3 separate regions of the Homo sapiens genome follow, and regions 2 and 3 are each linked to region 1. A link is a contact called in ENCODE Hi-C data. All regions are on one chromosome and are shown on one strand. Each heading gives the region's core, a stretch centred on a gene start or an enhancer-like site at or near the end of the contact. The rest is flanking DNA. Distances are from core to core; before and after follow the strand shown. Region 1 holds the start of COX7C (cytochrome c oxidase subunit 7C). Region 2 holds the start of ZFYVE16 (zinc finger FYVE-type containing 16). Region 3 holds the start of DHFR (dihydrofolate reductase).

Region 1 (3,064 bases), core at 182-2,681:
GTTTCTCAATTATAGTTAAATCAGAATTCTTTAATATGTAAAGGCAGTGAACGGAATGTTAAAAAAAAATGGAATGTCACATAACTTCTATAAATTAGGTGGTAGAGGACACCAGTTATGATGCATTTCATGAACCCCTACTCAAAAAGAAGCTACTTGTTGAAACAAAATATGAATTTAAGTGTTTTTTTTAAGTGTTTTTTTGGGGGGGAGGGGCATGGTTGTTCTCTTCCAAAAACTGAAAAAAAAAAAAAAAAAAAAGACGAAAAGAGCATATATGTTATGCCCTTTTCAAAGCAAACCTTAGGTCTTATTGGAATTGTTTCCTAATGCTATATAAATGAGACACGTGAGGCAATATACACTCCCCCACAGATGAATAACATAACATTTAGGTTACCAGGGCCTTTCACAATCTAACCTAACACCACTTTCCCAGGTTCATTTATCACTGGTTTCTTCTCAATACCTTCTGGTCAAAGACCACCAGAAGCACACATGTAATTGACAAACGGGGTTTATTATTCATTGCAGTAAGGGTTCTCTGTAAAATATTAGAAAATGCTTATTGGATTTGGGATTTTTTTCTCCTAATATTGGCTACCTTACCAAATCTTAGGAGGAAGAAAGGCTAGATCAAGGCTAAGATTGTAATTGGTAAAGAAGCAGAAGTCATCAAATTAAACCAGATAGGGTGATGTCCGGTCATTTTCGTGGCTTGGACAATGTTTTATCTGTGTTCAGATGTGATTACACAGTGATCATATTCTTTTCTTAATGAACACTGTCAGAGTGGTCTTGTTGGATGCTAATGCTTGCTGAAATTGTGTACGTTCATCAGGCGGACACCAGTTCCTAGTCCAGGCTAGCTCCAGGTGTCAGAGGCCACTTTTCCCTTCTACTCCTCACACATGCTGTACTCATACCAGACTTGAGTTTTCCCTGCCCTTTGTTCTTCCTTCTTTTTTATTCGATTCCCATTATCTTTAGTGATCATTCCCTTAGCATTTCAGTTTTCTCTCTGAAGTCCTTTGTGCTGCACGTTGTTTGATTACTTGTGTTTATGCTTTGTTTCTTCAGCTAGGATCATTAGCACATATCTCTCAGCATTGGCAAAAGTCCTCGAAATCATTGACACCTAGCATATACTTTATTTTTAAAAAAGAAAGAAAGAAGAGAAAAGGGATGGGTTTATTGTCCTTTTCAACAGACTAGAGTATACGGGGTGAAACTGCTTCACTTGATTCAATAAAATCGTTTCCGGTAACAGGCCCCAGGAATCCTAGACCTAAGCCTGGCGCGAAACTACATTTCCCACAATCCTTCGGGGGCTGATAAGGCTCCGCAATGGTCTGAACTACAATTCCCACAATCCAGGGCGATTTCCGCTTTGTCGCGTTTCCTCAAGGCTCCGCCCCATTTCCCATCTTTCTTTTCAGTCCTTGCGCACCGGGGAACAAGGTCGTGAAAAAAAAGGTCTTGGTGAGGTGCCGCCATTTCATCTGTCCTCATTCTCTGCGCCTTTCGCAGAGCTTCCAGCAGCGGTATGTTGGGCCAGAGCATCCGGAGGTTCACAACCTCTGTGGTCCGTAGGAGCCACTATGAGGAGGGCCCTGGGAAGGTTAGTGTGTAAGGGGCACGGCTTCGTTGGGGGAGGGGGCGCTTGGCTGTGACTCGCGCACCTGCAAGGCCGCCTCCGGGCTGTGGCGTGGGAGATGATAGCCAGAAACCAGGCTGAGACGCAGACTAGCATTCCACTTAGCCCAAGGACCAGTGAGGAAGCTGGGCATCCTAGCGCGTAGCCGCTAAAGGAATGGGCAGGTAGATCCGGAAGCCCTGCCTCCATCAGCCACCTGACGCCCCCTCCCCCGCCCCGCAGAAAGCCCTGAGATGGCTCCGGGAGGCCACGGCTGTAGGTGTGTTGGTTAAATCCGAGCTGGAGGTCATCGGACCCGAAATGAAGGTCATTGGAAAATCATGAGGAAATCAGGGCCTCTGGTTATGGAACAGGCTTTTTAAACTAGCTGCCTAAGTTAGAAGTACTAACCCTTCACCTCAGTTAAGGCTGGGTTTGGCCTCAGGTGTAAATAACTTAAACCACATAGCAGTAACAATCTCGGAGGGTCACACGAGGCCTAGTCATAAAGGCCAGAGAAGGTGCTTGGTAATGAAAAACAAACAAACAAAAAAAACTGTGGGCCAGGTGCGGTGGCGCACGCCTGTAATCGGGAGGCTAAGGCGTTCGGATCACCTGAGGTCAGGAGTTCCAGACCAGCCTGGCCAACATGGCGAAACCCTGTCTCTACTAAAAAGTACAAAAAAATTAGCCGGACGTGGTGGTGTGTGCCTCTAATCCCAGCTACTCGGGAGGCTGAGGCAGGAGAATCGCTTGAACCCGGGAGGTGGAGGTTGCAGTGAGCCGAGATCGGGCCACTGCACTCCAGCCTGGACAGAGCGGGACTCCGTCTCAAAAAAAAAAAAAAAGAAAAAAAAAGAGCTGTATTGCACTTAACATTGCCATGTATCTTCTAAGGTGACTACTTAGGACAGTAGTTTTTTCGATTTTCTAAAGTAAGAAACTTCTCACTATTTGACGTTTGAGTCCTCAAGACCATTCATTGCCTAGTGCTTAGTAAAGCCAGATTATTTCTTGCCATGTAGTGTTTTGTGATGAAGGTCATAGGATTTGAAAGATAAATGTTTAAAACGATGTTATGATTTATGGCATATGTTAACCTGATGATGTAAAATATAACTAGCATTTCCTGTATACTTGTATTTTGATTATTAAGCAGATGATTTGAGATTCAATTTCGATTACTTTTTCTCTTTTTTTCCAACAGAATTTGCCATTTTCAGTGGAAAACAAGTGGTCGTTACTAGCTAAGATGTGTTTGTACTTTGGATCTGCATTTGCTACACCCTTCCTTGTAGTAAGACACCAACTGCTTAAAACATAAGGATGTTTCAGTTCCTCCATTTAACAGGTAGTTAGTGGATTTCTAATCATGTTAAAGCAGGCCTTTTTATTAAGTAGCCTCTTCCCCATCACCCAGAACACACA
Region 2 (3,064 bases), core at 376-2,875, 6.2 Mb before region 1:
TAAACTGCAGATTTAAGATGCGAACCCTGATTCTCAAATCTTTCATCACAAATCACATGTGGCTGGAATACTCGAAAAATTATAATTCTTGCAATTTTTTTTTTTTCTTTTTTGAGACGGAGCCTTGCTCTGTCACCCAGGCTGGAGTGTGGTGGCTCGATCTTGGCTCACTGTGACCTCTGCCTCCTGGGTTCATTCAATGGTCCTGATTGTCCTGCCTCAGCCTCCCAAGTAGCTGGGATTACAGGCGCCCGCCACCACACCCAGCTAATTTTTGTATTTTTAGTAGAGACGGAGTTTCACCATGTTGGCCAGATTGGTCTCGAACTCCTGACTTCAGGTGATCCGCCTGCCTCGGCCTCCCAAAGTGCTGGGGTTACAGGCGTGAGCCACTGCGCCCGGCCAATTCTTGCGATTTTTGAAAGATCAGTATGAACTGTGAGCTGTTTAACCTTTGAGGAACTGCTTTTTCCCTGTATCTGTCTGTATCTGATCCCACATGTATGTCTCTTCCCTTGTTTTTATTTTTTATTTTTTTAGAGACACGGTCTGGTTCTGTTGCTCAGGCTGGAATGCAGTGTTGCCATCAGAGCTCACTGCAGCCTTGACCTCCTGGGCTTAAGTGATCCTCCCACTTCAGACTCCCAGCCAGTAGCTGGGACTACAGGCACGCGCCAACACGCCTGGCTAATTTTTTCATTTTCATTTTTAGTAGAGACAGGGTCTTGCTATGTTGCCCAGGCCTGTCTGGAACTCTTGACTTCAAGCGATCCTCCCGCCTCGGCCTCCCAAAGTGCTGGGATGACAGGCGTGAGCCACCGCGCCGGGTCTCATTTAAATTTATAGGAAACTTGTGGTAAAAATAGCAAAACTCAACAAGCAAATATACATCAAGTGAGTGACATTTTATTTCTACATCAGATAAGTCAGCTTTTGCTTTTAGACAGGGAGACAGCTGTTCTACCAGCTGCTTTAAAATAAAAATGCAGAACTAACGCAGCGAAGGGAAGGAAAGTGTGGCTGGGAATGTCCAGTCAGCTGGAGGGGCTTGGAGCTCGGCGTTGGCTGGGAGCATTTTTATTGCTGCCGGGAGGAGGAAGGGGAAGCGGGGGAAGCGGGGGAGGCGGGGGGGCAGCGTGTTGTAAAATCAGTTTGAAGTAAACAAAAAGTTATGTTTTCCGAGGGGCCAGCAGCGCGGAGAGCAGGCCTAGCCCGCTGCCGGGAAGGCGGGTCTGTCCAGTAGAGACCGGAACGCCGCGCAGGCTCAGCAAAGGGCTAAGGCTGGAGCCGGGGAAGCTGCCTCTAGGTTAGCGAAGGGTAAAGGAAGTCAGACACTGACGCGAGTGGCCTCCCGATCCCGCAGTCGAGTGGAGAACCGAGTCCCGACCTAAGGTCGAATCATCAGGCGTCCCCGTCACCCAACAACCCACTCAGGCACTTCCGGTAAGAAATCTAGTGCCCTTGGCTCGGAACCTGCGTCGTAGTGCGCAAGCGCCCCGGGCCTGGAGACGGCCGCGGATGCCGAGGGAGGGGGCGTGTGAGCCGAAGAGGAAAGCGTCCTCTGCGCCTGCGCTCTCTGCGCTGCCCGGTGGGGCGGGGAAAGAAGCCCTGAGCCGGGATCTGGCACTCCCAGGACTCCCGGCCGGGGTAGCTCTTCACTCCTCAGCGCGACGTCGTGTCGAGTTCCCAAAAAGCTCCGCAGGGGCTGTAGGGAGGTAAGAGCCCCCCGTGACCGGTCGTCTCGGCCTCCCCTCAGCCCTGCTGTTCCCACAGGGGGGCGGGGTGACCGCTGGACCCGCCGACCTGGGCGCTGGGTCTGGCCCTCTTCCTCTGGGGACAGAGCCTGGGCCCCGACCGATTCCTTTTCCGAGCCCCCGGAGCTGGCCGGGGAACCCTGGCCCTCCAATCTGATGTCCCCTCCTGGAGCCTGAAGGGCCAGACCGGACTGGACCGGGAGGGCAATCACGGCGGCTGTTTGCCCGGTTCCCCGCTCCCGGGCCGCCGGAGTGTTCGGCGCTCCTGGGGGAGAGACCCCAGCGGACGGAGGGAGAAGCGCCCTGGCGCCGCCGTCCCGCCTGGGGAGGGGCTGCGACTGCGGAGGGGACTGTGGTTCTTCAGGAGTGGCAGAGGCTCGGTCCCCGCAGAGGAGTCTCATCGCCGCCGGTGCTCTCGCACTGTCCATTCCCGCACCCATGCATTTTCTCTTGGTTAGAGACCAGAAGGATGCAGTGGCCGTCTTTCCCGCTGCCTTTCCTTTGGTACTTTTGAGAACTCCAAAAGAGGACCTTATTTTTAACTCTTATTTGTACTATCGTGATTGCAAATATTATGTTCCAGACTAAGGATGTTCTTTCTTATTAGTTTGACTTGTATGAAAACCAGTCCATACATTTGATATTAAGTTAATCTTTTCAATTCAAAAAATAGGCACTTTGTTGATTCAATCAGATTCCTCCATTTATTCACTTGAGCTTGTCGTCTCTTGAGTTGGCGGGAGTTTAATGGTTTAATCCAGTAGAACTATATATAATTTTTCGCCTAATTTCTTCCTTTTTTTCCTCTCCTGGATATTAAACCGCATGCTTAGTGGCAAAAATTGAAAAAATAGAATAAAGAATAAGGAAAAATGATCAATCATAATTCCACCATGTAATAGTAATCAATTACTTATAATATTTTGACTTTTTTCCTTTGAGTCTTTTTTTCCCCTGTGCATTTTCTTGAGATGAGATTTTATATCGTTGGATTGTCTGCTTTCCTTGATTTAAATTACGTTGTAAGCATTTCCCCATGTTTTTAAAAAGCTTCATAAAAATGACTTCTTGATTATACATGAGCAAAGTATCTTTTGAAACAGTTATATTACAGATAAAGCCAAATCCGCATTAATTATCCTCAATCATAATGTTACATGATAGAATAGTGCTACAGTTCATTTAACATTATGATTGGGGATAATTACGCTTAAAAATTATTGAGGACCAATAGAGTTTTTGGTTCCTAATGCTGCAGTATATTTACCATTTTGGAAATTAAAACTCAGAAAATTGAAAATGTTTTATTC
Region 3 (3,064 bases), core at 400-2,899, 6.0 Mb before region 1:
CTCCTTTCTTACTGTTTCCATTTCCTCTGCCATGCCTCCTCTTACAACCATAAATATCCAGGTCTCTTAGGTTTTAAACGGGGCATCTCTCAACCCCCACATTCTTTTCCTTGGTTATTCCCTTCCCTCCAACAGTTCAATTCACCTAGATCCCCACGCCTGAAATTATCCTAGATGTCCTAGAGGCGCCTCATCATTACAATGGTACATTATTCTCCACTCCTTTACATGTCACGCCAGCTTTCAAACTGAAAATCTGAGCGTTCATCCCTGGTGCATCACCTTTAAATTCGAGATCTCCAAAATCCAGGGTCATGTAACCTTAAAAAATTTTTACCCTCTCTTCTCCACTGCCCTTGTTCAGGCCTTATCTCTTCCAGCAGCTGTTCCAAAGGCCTACTCTGTTTTCCTTTCGGAGTGCTCACCTCCACCGAAGCCTCCACCCAGCTGCCAATTCTGCCCCATGCCTGATAATTTGCTCGTGCGTTGACATACATAAAATTTCTAAGACAAAAATTTTTTAATAATGGTAAATGAACCTTGGGAACTGCATACAGATCATACAGATCCATAATAAGAGAAAAGGTCCCAGATTAACACGGAAAACTTTCCATTTAACTAACATTTGCACTGGTAAACTTCATCAAGCAAGACCCTACTTAATCCCACATTACCTTCTACTGAAGAGGTTGTGGTCATTCTCTGGAAATATCTGAATTCATTCCTACAAGTTAGAGAAACAGCGTTACTCGAAACATTATCCCTTGGGCTCGAGCTCTAAGGCACCTGACAAACGGAGCGCTGTGGGTAGGGGTGAGGTGTTTTCTCCAGGGCTGGGACTTTGCCCTGGGCGAGGGCGCCGCAGGGCAAAGACCTCACCGGGCAGCAGAATCCGGGCAGAAATCAGCAACTGGGCCTCCCGCGCAGCAGAAAAGGGGAATCCAGTCGGGCCCACCCTTCCTGCCAGCGCAGACCGCAAGTCTGGCCCCATCCTCTCGCCGGGAGTCGGCCACCCCGACCGTGGGCAGCCTGCGCCCGTTTGGGTCCCATCGCCCCGGCCCGGCAGATACCTGAGCGGTGGCCAGGGCAGGTCCCCGTTCTTGCCGATGCCCATGTTCTGGGACACAGCGACGATGCAGTTTAGCGAACCAACCATGACAGCAGCGGGAGGACCTCCGAGCCCGCTCGTTACAGCAGAACGCGCGGTCAAGTTTGGCGCGAAATTGTGGCCGCCCCGCCCCCCTCGTCCCCATTTGTGCAGGCGAGGCCCCGCCCCCCCGCCCCGGCGCACGCAGGGTCGCGGCGTGCTCGCGCCCGCAGACGCCTGGGAACTGCGGCCGCGGGCTCGCGCTCCTCGCCAGGCCCTGCCGCCGGGCTGCCATCCTTGCCCTGCCATGTCTCGCCGGAAGCCTGCGTCGGGCGGCCTCGCTGCCTCCAGCTCAGCCCCTGCGAGGCAAGCGGTTTTGAGCCGATTCTTCCAGTCTACGGGAAGCCTGAAATCCACCTCCTCCTCCACAGGTGCAGCCGACCAGGTGGACCCTGGCGCTGCAGCGGCTGCAGCGGCCGCAGCGGCCGCAGCGCCCCCAGCGCCCCCAGCTCCCGCCTTCCCGCCCCAGCTGCCGCCGCACATAGTAGGTTCTGTCTGGGACTGGGCAGGGCCATCGGGGCTGGGGGGGCGGGGCTTGTGGGTAAGGCGGGCGGAGGCGGGGACCCTCCGCCCGATGATAGGGCTGGAGGAGGAAGGGGCGGGCTGAAGAAGGGGAAGGTGGGAAGAGCCCAGCCGGGGCTACAAATTGGGTGAAGCGCTGAGGTTTTAGTACTTCCGTTTGAGGAGATAGGCAAAGGTTATGCAGGTTTTTAATGGCAGGCCTGAGACAGGAACTCAGGTCTCCTGACTCCCATTCTGATGAGGGGGCTTGTGGGCAAGGGGTGCGTCTTTTAACCTCCATCCTTTTTTTTTTTCCTTGGTGGTCGAAGAGTTTTACTGATTTTTTAAAAAAGTGCTGGATTGGGTGACTAGAAGAAAGCTGCCCTTAGGTCTCCAGTTTTTAAGACTGCAACAGCATGGCTCAATATTTGAAATCACTACGGTTAAAAGCAGTCATATTGTGCAGTTCCCCAGTGAACTCTTTTTGTAGTTTAGATTATAAAGTCTGAAATACAGTTTGGGTGGATAAAGTTTCTTAGGATGGTATAGATGTGACTAATCATGGAGTCCTTCCTGTTGCCATCCTTCAACGCAATAAGTACGTTTGTTTGTTTTTAAACCAGAGATACTGCCACAGGAAAAGCCCAAGGGTGACCCCTCACTTGGGTCACCTGCACAGTATTTTTCAGATTGAGGCTGTGGAAGGGCATTGAAGACTGGTGTTTAGCCACCTACCGTGTTTTAATGTAGGTGGCAGCTTGGGTGCTTCAAAATCTTGTTCCTTTCGTATATATTTCTCCCTTAAAATGATTACTCCTCTTCTGTTTTTTTTGAGGACGAGCTACGTTTTCATGAATTCACCAAAATTTTGCACCCACCATTTAAAGGGTAGCTGGTGAAGGACTTATGTATGCTTTTGGCAAGTTTTCTGCCAAGAAAAAATTCATAATCTTGTCACATCTTTAGTGATGAACATAAACCTTTTAAACAGGAAACACTTAAATTGCAGTGAACATGTCAAAAATGATACTGTTCTTTTATTACCTATCTTTTCCCCTCTGTGCCTTTGCTACATAACTGTTTATTTCTTAGAGGTATTTTATTTAGCATATGTAAGTAGGGTGATTCAAGTTTTATAATTAGAGAAAGCTGAAGGCTCATTGAATCAAGACCGGTAGCAGCCTTGGTTTCAATTAATTCTAAACACGGCTTGAGTTGCTGAGGCTCCTGACTATCAGACTCTACCTTGTCTTTTATGGTGTTAAAAACAGTTCACCCATAGGGTTTTCCAGAGCTAAAAGTAGAGGATTCTTTGAAGAGTGGATGGCAAGGAACCTTGTCATTCAGTTGTAAGGTTTAAATTGCTTCACATACGTCAGGCCTTCTCAGAGTAGAGATAACACATCATTTTCTAAC

The links. Hi-C counts contacts between places; a loop is a spot of excess contacts on that map. Pooled maps may share reads with other maps.
Region 2: a pooled map shows a loop between it and region 1 (27-fold over the local background). The contact joins the promoter of ZFYVE16 here to the promoter of COX7C in region 1. A Hi-C loop is called at or near these places in 9 of 50 pooled maps.
Region 3: a loop to region 1 is called in a map of CD4-positive, alpha-beta T cell, with 10 times the contacts of the local background. The contact joins the promoter of DHFR here to the promoter of COX7C in region 1. A Hi-C loop is called at or near these places in 2 of 168 maps with a recorded cell type or tissue (CD4-positive, alpha-beta T cell and ascending aorta) and 12 of 50 pooled maps.

The regions. Positions count from the first base shown.
Region 1 is chr5:86,616,510-86,619,573 of GRCh38, forward strand. It overlaps COX7C (cytochrome c oxidase subunit 7C), which reads left to right and starts at 1,432. Exons shown (of 3, transcript NM_001867.3): 1 at 1,432-1,621; 2 at 2,844-2,987. The coding sequence starts at 1,547. The coding sequence ends at 2,960. RefSeq lists enhancers at 1,100-1,179, 1,191-1,856, 1,243-1,537, 1,470-1,559, 1,857-2,522.
Region 2 is chr5:80,406,439-80,409,502 of GRCh38, forward strand. It overlaps ZFYVE16 (zinc finger FYVE-type containing 16), which reads left to right and starts at 1,626. Exons shown (of 19, transcript NM_001284236.3): 1 at 1,626-1,715. RefSeq lists an enhancer at 1,588-2,386 and a silencer at 2,107-2,226.
Region 3 is chr5:80,653,334-80,656,397 of GRCh38, forward strand. It overlaps DHFR (dihydrofolate reductase), which reads right to left and starts at 1,650. Exons shown (of 6, transcript NM_000791.4): 1 at 1,071-1,650; 2 at 675-724. The coding sequence starts at 1,156. MSH3 (mutS homolog 3) reads left to right here and starts at 1,319. Exons shown (of 24, transcript NM_002439.5): 1 at 1,319-1,631. The coding sequence starts at 1,395. RefSeq lists a silencer at 1,145-1,754 and an enhancer at 1,172-1,940.